2 separate regions of the Homo sapiens genome follow, and region 2 is linked to region 1. A link is an interaction called in ENCODE POLR2A ChIA-PET data of the cell type or tissue named here. Cell type or tissue: HCT116. All regions are shown on one strand. Links, peaks and the distances in the headings refer to the core of each region. The heading gives the core; the rest is flanking DNA.

Region 1 (2,915 bases), core at 88-2,587:
CCTCCCGAGTTGGGACTACAGTCACGTGCCACCACGCCCAGCTAATTTTTGTATTTTTAGTAGAGATGGGGTTTCATCATGTTGGCTAAGCTAGTCTCGAACTGCTGACCTCAAGTGATCTGCCCACTTCGGCCTCCCAAAGCGCTGGGATTACAGGCATGAACTACCACGCTTGGCCCTATTTTTAATTTATTTTTATTAGGGACGAGGTTTCGCTATGTTGCCCAGGCTGGACTCGAACTCCTGGGCTTAAGCCATCCGCCTGCCTCGCCCTCCCAAAATGCTAGGGTTACAGGCATGAACCACCACAGCTGACCTTTTTTTTTTGTTTCTTACCTACTTTTTTTTTTTTTTTTTTGAGACAGAGTCTTGCTCTATCGCCCAGGCTGGAGTGCAGTGGCGCGATCTCGGCTCACTGCAACCTCCTAAGCAATTCTCTGCCTCAGCCTCCGGAGTAGCTGGGATTACAGGCACGTGCCACCACGCCCGGCTAATTTTTTTTATTTTTAATAGAGACGGGGTTTCACCATCTTGGCCAGGCTGGTCTTGAACTCCTGACCTCGTGATCCACCCGCCTCGGCCTCCCAAAGTGCTAGGATTACAGGCGTGAGCCACCGCACCCGGCCTTTTTCTTATCTACTTTTAAGAGCACTTACAAGATTCTCATAGACTGATGGTGCCTTGGTTTTATTGTTAACAATTCGAAAAGTTTTGAGATGGCATTTCTTTCCAAGATTTTACAATTCAGACTTTTGCTGTATCAGACGAATTTTATTTTACATCTGCCCTCTTTCCCTGTAGTGTCCTTGGAAGTCTTACAACTCCACAGACCACGTACTTCCTGGGCCAAAGAGCACTCCTAGTCTTTGGGGGGATAGAAACTGAGAGAAGCAAAGAGAGACCTCCACCATTCCAAGGTGGGTGAGCCGAGCAGCAGTAGTGATGCCAGGCAGGCGAGCCCCAAAGTGCAGCTTAGCGCCTGGGTTCTTGGCTTTGCCCAGGAAAGAATTCAAGGGCAAGCCAGAGGTAGAAGGAAAACGGCTTTATTGAAGAGGCCGTGTTACAGCTCCGTGACCGCTCCCGCAGAGCAGGGCTACCCCATAGACAGAGAGTAGCAGCTCAGGGCAGTTTTGCAGTCGTATTTATACCTACTTTAAATTGCATGCAGATTAAGGGGCGGTTCATGCAGAAACTTCTCGGGAAGGGGTAGTAATCATTGGGTCGTTGCCATGGAAAGGGGCGGTAACGCCCAGGTGTTGCCATGGCAATGGTAAATTGACGTGGCACACCGGTGGGCGCGTCTGATAGAAAGCTGCTTTTGCCGGCCCTGCTTTAACTAGTCCTCAGTCTGTTCCCGTGTCCCAACCCCACCTCTGGAGTCGAATTCCGCCTCCTACCTCAGTAGGAGTAAATAACTTGGAAGGAATACTGTAGCAACTCTCCTCAAGCATCCCCTGTATAGTATGTCCGCTCCTCAAACAAGTCTTCAAGGGAGGCATTTTAATCCCCCTCTTTTTTTTTTTTTTTTTTTTTTTTTTTTTTTTTGAGACAGAGGCTTGCTCTGTTGCCAGGCTGGAGTGCAGTGGCGCCATCTCAGCTCACTGCAACCTCCGCCACCGGGGTTCAAGCGATTCTCCTGTCTCAGCCTCCGGAGTAGCTGGGACTACAGGCTGCACCACCATGCCAGGCTAATTTTTTTAATTTTTTAGTAGAGACGGGGTTTCACCATGTTGGCCAGGCCAGTCTCAAACTCCTGGTCTCAAGTGAGCTGCCCACCTCTGTCTCCCAAAGTGCTGGGATTACAGGCATGAGCCACCAAGCCCGGCCTTTAATTCCCATTTTTAAGGCTCAGAGAGGTACAGTGACCTACCCAAGGTCACACAGTGAGTCCATGGTAGAACTGGTATCTGAACTCAGGTATGTCTGACCCCAGATCCCATGTTATTTTCCTGGCACTTTGCACATGGTGCTAAACAGTGATGACATCATCTCTTTCGGAAAGCACCAAGGATTAGCGTGGTGTGTTCTCTCAGCAGTTGGGAAATAGGATGTGCTGCTTCCATCCATGCTACAAACCCATCTTTGTCATCTTTTGGATACAACCAGAGTGAAGGAAACTTGGAATATCAGTTTCTGACAATTTCAAGCCTGATCTGTCTCCAAATGGAATCAGACATTTCTTGGTGGCAGCTGGCTGAGAACATTCCAGGGCAGCATTTTCCAATGCATATTACAGGAACATGTTCAGAATTGTTCATGAGATCATAGGCTCTGTGAACAAATGAACTGGGGAAATTTGGGAGGGATCAACCAAGTCAAACCTGCTTCTTTACAGCAGGACTTTTCAGAGCCTTTAATGTGTTCACAGGCATGGGAATCTCCAAGAGGATCAGTAGCAAAAAGCATTTTCCAAATAGAATTATGCATGGAATGCTTTCATAGAACACTGTGCAGGCAGGCATGACAGTACACACTTCGGGAAACATGACCAAGTGTGTTCCGAACTCAGCCCTTTAGAGTTCCAAATTGGTTGGGAGGTGGAACCTGCCCTCTGCATTAATCCTACTGTCTTCTTCCCTTAGGTGGGACATGTTAAAGTCCTGTTCGTGGAGAAAAGCTTTCGTGGTTGAATGAGAGAGTTGCAATTGTATCTATTTCTCTAGAGCATTGCCAGTTGCACTTTTCAATAAAAAATCTTCACATTTATGTCCTTATGGCTGTCCAGAGCATCATAGGGTATCTGAAGACTTACAGGCAAGTGAAATTATACTCAGAGATGCATGCAGCATGTTTAGCATTCAGCAAATCGTGGAGTTAGTGTTGGGGCTAGTGTTATTGATATCGTCATTAGACCCAGTTCCTGCCCTTGTGGAGTCCACAGTCTGGTCGAAAGAATAAAACACAGACCCTGCCAC
Region 2 (2,915 bases), core at 134-2,633, 370 kb after region 1:
TAACTTACTGTGGCTTCATTTGGCGTGAATGCATCGTTCTTTCTCTCTCTCTCCCTCTCTCTCATACACACACACATACACACTTATTTTTTGGTCTGTGTTCTCTTCTCATTAGCCTTGAGATTGTGTGGTGATACTCAGTTATGAGAAGATCATTCTGATGAGCACAAATAAGCATTAATTTTAAGCTTAAGGATTTTCTAGAGCCCCAATTTGAGAAACACTTATTTGCATGGTAGATATGAAGGGACCATAGCACTTAGTTCAGTTTCCTCATTAAACATCAAGAGACACAACAACAGCCAAAAGAATCTTTGAGGCCGGGTGCAGTGGCTCACGCCTGTAATCCCAGCACTTTGGAAGGCCGAGGCAGGTGGATCATGAGGTCAGAAATTCAAGACCAGCCTGGCCAAGATGGTGAAACTCCATCTCTACTAAAAATACAAAAATTAGCCGGGCATGGTGGCGGGTGCCTGTAATCCCAGCTACTCGGGAGGCTGAGGCAGAGAATTGTTTGAACCCAGGAGGCGGAGGTTGCAGTGAGCCGAGATCGTGCCACTGCACTCCAGCCTGGGCAACAGAGTGAGACTCTGTCCACCAAAAAAAAAAAAAAAAGGGAATCTTTGAAAAACAGCCCCACTTGAAGCAGCACAGTGGCTTCTGTGTATACTGAACATAGTTTCTGGATAACTCATCAAGGATCACAAAACTGATCAGCTAGCCTTTGTGTATCTGATTGACTTATACTAAAGTTTCTTCCTGCTTTAGGGACATGTACTTGCTCCTCTCCCTATTTGAATAGCTATTCCTTCATCTCACGAGCCTGGTTCCTTGATAGCATTAGGTCTTAGAACAAATACTACTTCCTTATATTATAGTGTGATCTTACCACTTGCTCCAGTTATCCTTTGCTGTGTAACAAACCACCCCAAATTTGGTGGCATAAAATGGCAACCATTTCATTATGTTCACAGGTTCTTTAGGTCAAGAATTTGGAAAGGGCATAATAGATATGGTTTGTTTCAGCACTGTGATGTCTCGACCTTCAGCTGGCAAAGCTAGTATAATTGAATGGCTGGGTGCCAAGATCATCTGGAGGCCTTTTTATTCACATTTGTGACTCATGTGAGGGCATGGATGAGCTAGGATTGTTGACTGGAGTCCCTACAAGTAGCCTTTCCATGTAACTTAGGCTTCCTTTCAGCATAGTGGCCTCAGAGGAGTTAGATTTATTACTCAGGACTTTCAGAGCGAGTGTTCCAGTGAATGAGATGGAAGCTTGCATGGCTTTTCTAACCTACCCATAGAGATTATGTGTTGTCACTTGCTTTTTTGTTTGTTTGTTTGTTTGAGACGGGGTCTCGCTCTGTTGCCTAGGCTGGAGTACAGTGGCACAATCTCAGCTCACTGCAACCTCTGCCTCCCAGGCTCAAGTGATTCTCCTGTCTCAGCCTCCCTAGTAGCTGGGGCTACAAGCACATGCCACCACACCCGGATAATTTTTTGTATTTTTAGTAGCGGCAGGGTTTCACAGTGTTAGCCAGGATGGTCTCCATCTCCTGACCTCGTGATCCGCCTGCCTCAGTCTCCCAAAGTGCTGGGGTTACAGGTGTGAGCCACTGCGCCCGGCCACATGGTGTTGCTTTCATCCTACTCCTTCCTTGAAGCAACCATAAATCCTATTTTTTAAGGGAAAGAAATACAGGCCTTACCTCTCAGTGGGAGGAGTGTCAGACACTTGGGGTCTTGTTTTAAAACTGGCGTATCATCGTAAATAGCATAACATGGTTAACATGGGTTAAAAGACATGTTGTCTTTTAGGTAAATAAGGTAAAAGACTTAATTGCATTTAACTTGCATTTAACAGGGGTTTGAATAATTTTATATAAGTAAAATTATTACTCTCTGCCTCTCTCAACTAAAATGAAAGTTTTATGAAAAATCTGTTCACTGCTGAATTTTCAGCCCCTATAATAGTGCCTAAGATATCATATCCATTCACTTGCTGAATGAATAGATACATGAATTAAAATTCAGCCACATAGCCAGTTTGCTTCACCGCTGAGACCGTCCTAGTACCCTGTTATATCACCAGGGTTCTCATAAAAATTTTCTTATTAATATGTAATATAAATTGTAAATTCAGCATTTCATTTCACTGAATCTGTATCTTTTTGTTCATAATGTGCTTTCTAAAATGAAATCGGGTGCCTTTGAAATTTAGTTCGTCTCTCAGTATACTGCTTCTACCTTAATGATTTATCATCCAACACTAATCATCCAGATTATGTTACTGCAAAACTAGTGTGAAGTACAATAATTTTGTTTTTGTGAATGAGTTATGAATCTACTCTGCCTGGGACAGTGGTTGCACTGGATGTATATCATCTAATATCAAAACTCAGTAGCAAAAAACAGTTTATTTTATTATGCCTATGGACTCTGTGGGTCAGAACTTAAGACAGGGCACAATAGGGACCAGTAGTTTTTGCTCCAGGATGTCTGAGGGCTCCACTGGAAGGGCTCCAAGACTGCAGTCTTTCTGTCAGGCTGGGGGCTGATTGCCTCGGGAGGTGTTTTTATTCACATAGCTGGTGGTCGATGCTGGTTTTTGGCTGAGATGTCAGCTGAGACAGTTGGCCAGAAGAACTACATGTGGCTGCTCCGTGTGGACTAGGTTTCCTCACAGCAGGGTGGTTGCACTCCAAAAGTGATCTTCCTGAGTGCAGATGTGGAGACTATCAGTTTCTTATGCTCTGGACTTGGAGACTAACATACAGTCACTTCGGCCATATTTTGTTTGTTGAGGCAGTTACAAAGAGCTACCCAGATCCAGGGGAGGGAATATTGATCCTATCACTTGATAGGAAGACTGATAGTGTCGCACTGTAAGAAAAGGCATGTAATATGGGATA

Evidence for each region. ChIA-PET counts read pairs that join two places held together with the same protein. Peaks named below come from ENCODE experiments on the same cell type or tissue, not always from the same donor. Only the 100,000 strongest peaks of a DNase experiment are listed, where the experiment ranks them.
Region 2: POLR2A ChIA-PET joins it to region 1 with 5 read pairs; 1 of 35 experiments calls an interaction of 5 or more read pairs at or near these places.

Annotation. Positions count from the first base shown.
Region 1 is chr12:116,504,800-116,507,714 of GRCh38, reverse strand. LOC105370008 (a long non-coding RNA gene) reads left to right here. Exons shown (of 3, transcript XR_945395.3): 2 at 802-917; 3 at 2,583-2,706. Among named protein-coding and RNA genes, the nearest start is that of LINC02457, 9.6 kb to the left of the region's middle. In HCT116, for the core only: no CTCF peak of the experiment used is centred there; a DNase peak (open chromatin) is centred at 1,234; H3K4me3 peaks cover 700 bases; H3K27ac peaks cover 2,500 bases.
Region 2 is chr12:116,133,604-116,136,518 of GRCh38, reverse strand. All of the region lies in intron 2 of MED13L (mediator complex subunit 13L), which reads left to right. Among named protein-coding and RNA genes, the nearest start is that of MIR620, 14 kb to the left of the region's middle. In HCT116, for the core only: no CTCF peak of the experiment used is centred there; DNase peaks (open chromatin) are centred at 708 and 1,078; H3K27ac peaks cover 703 bases.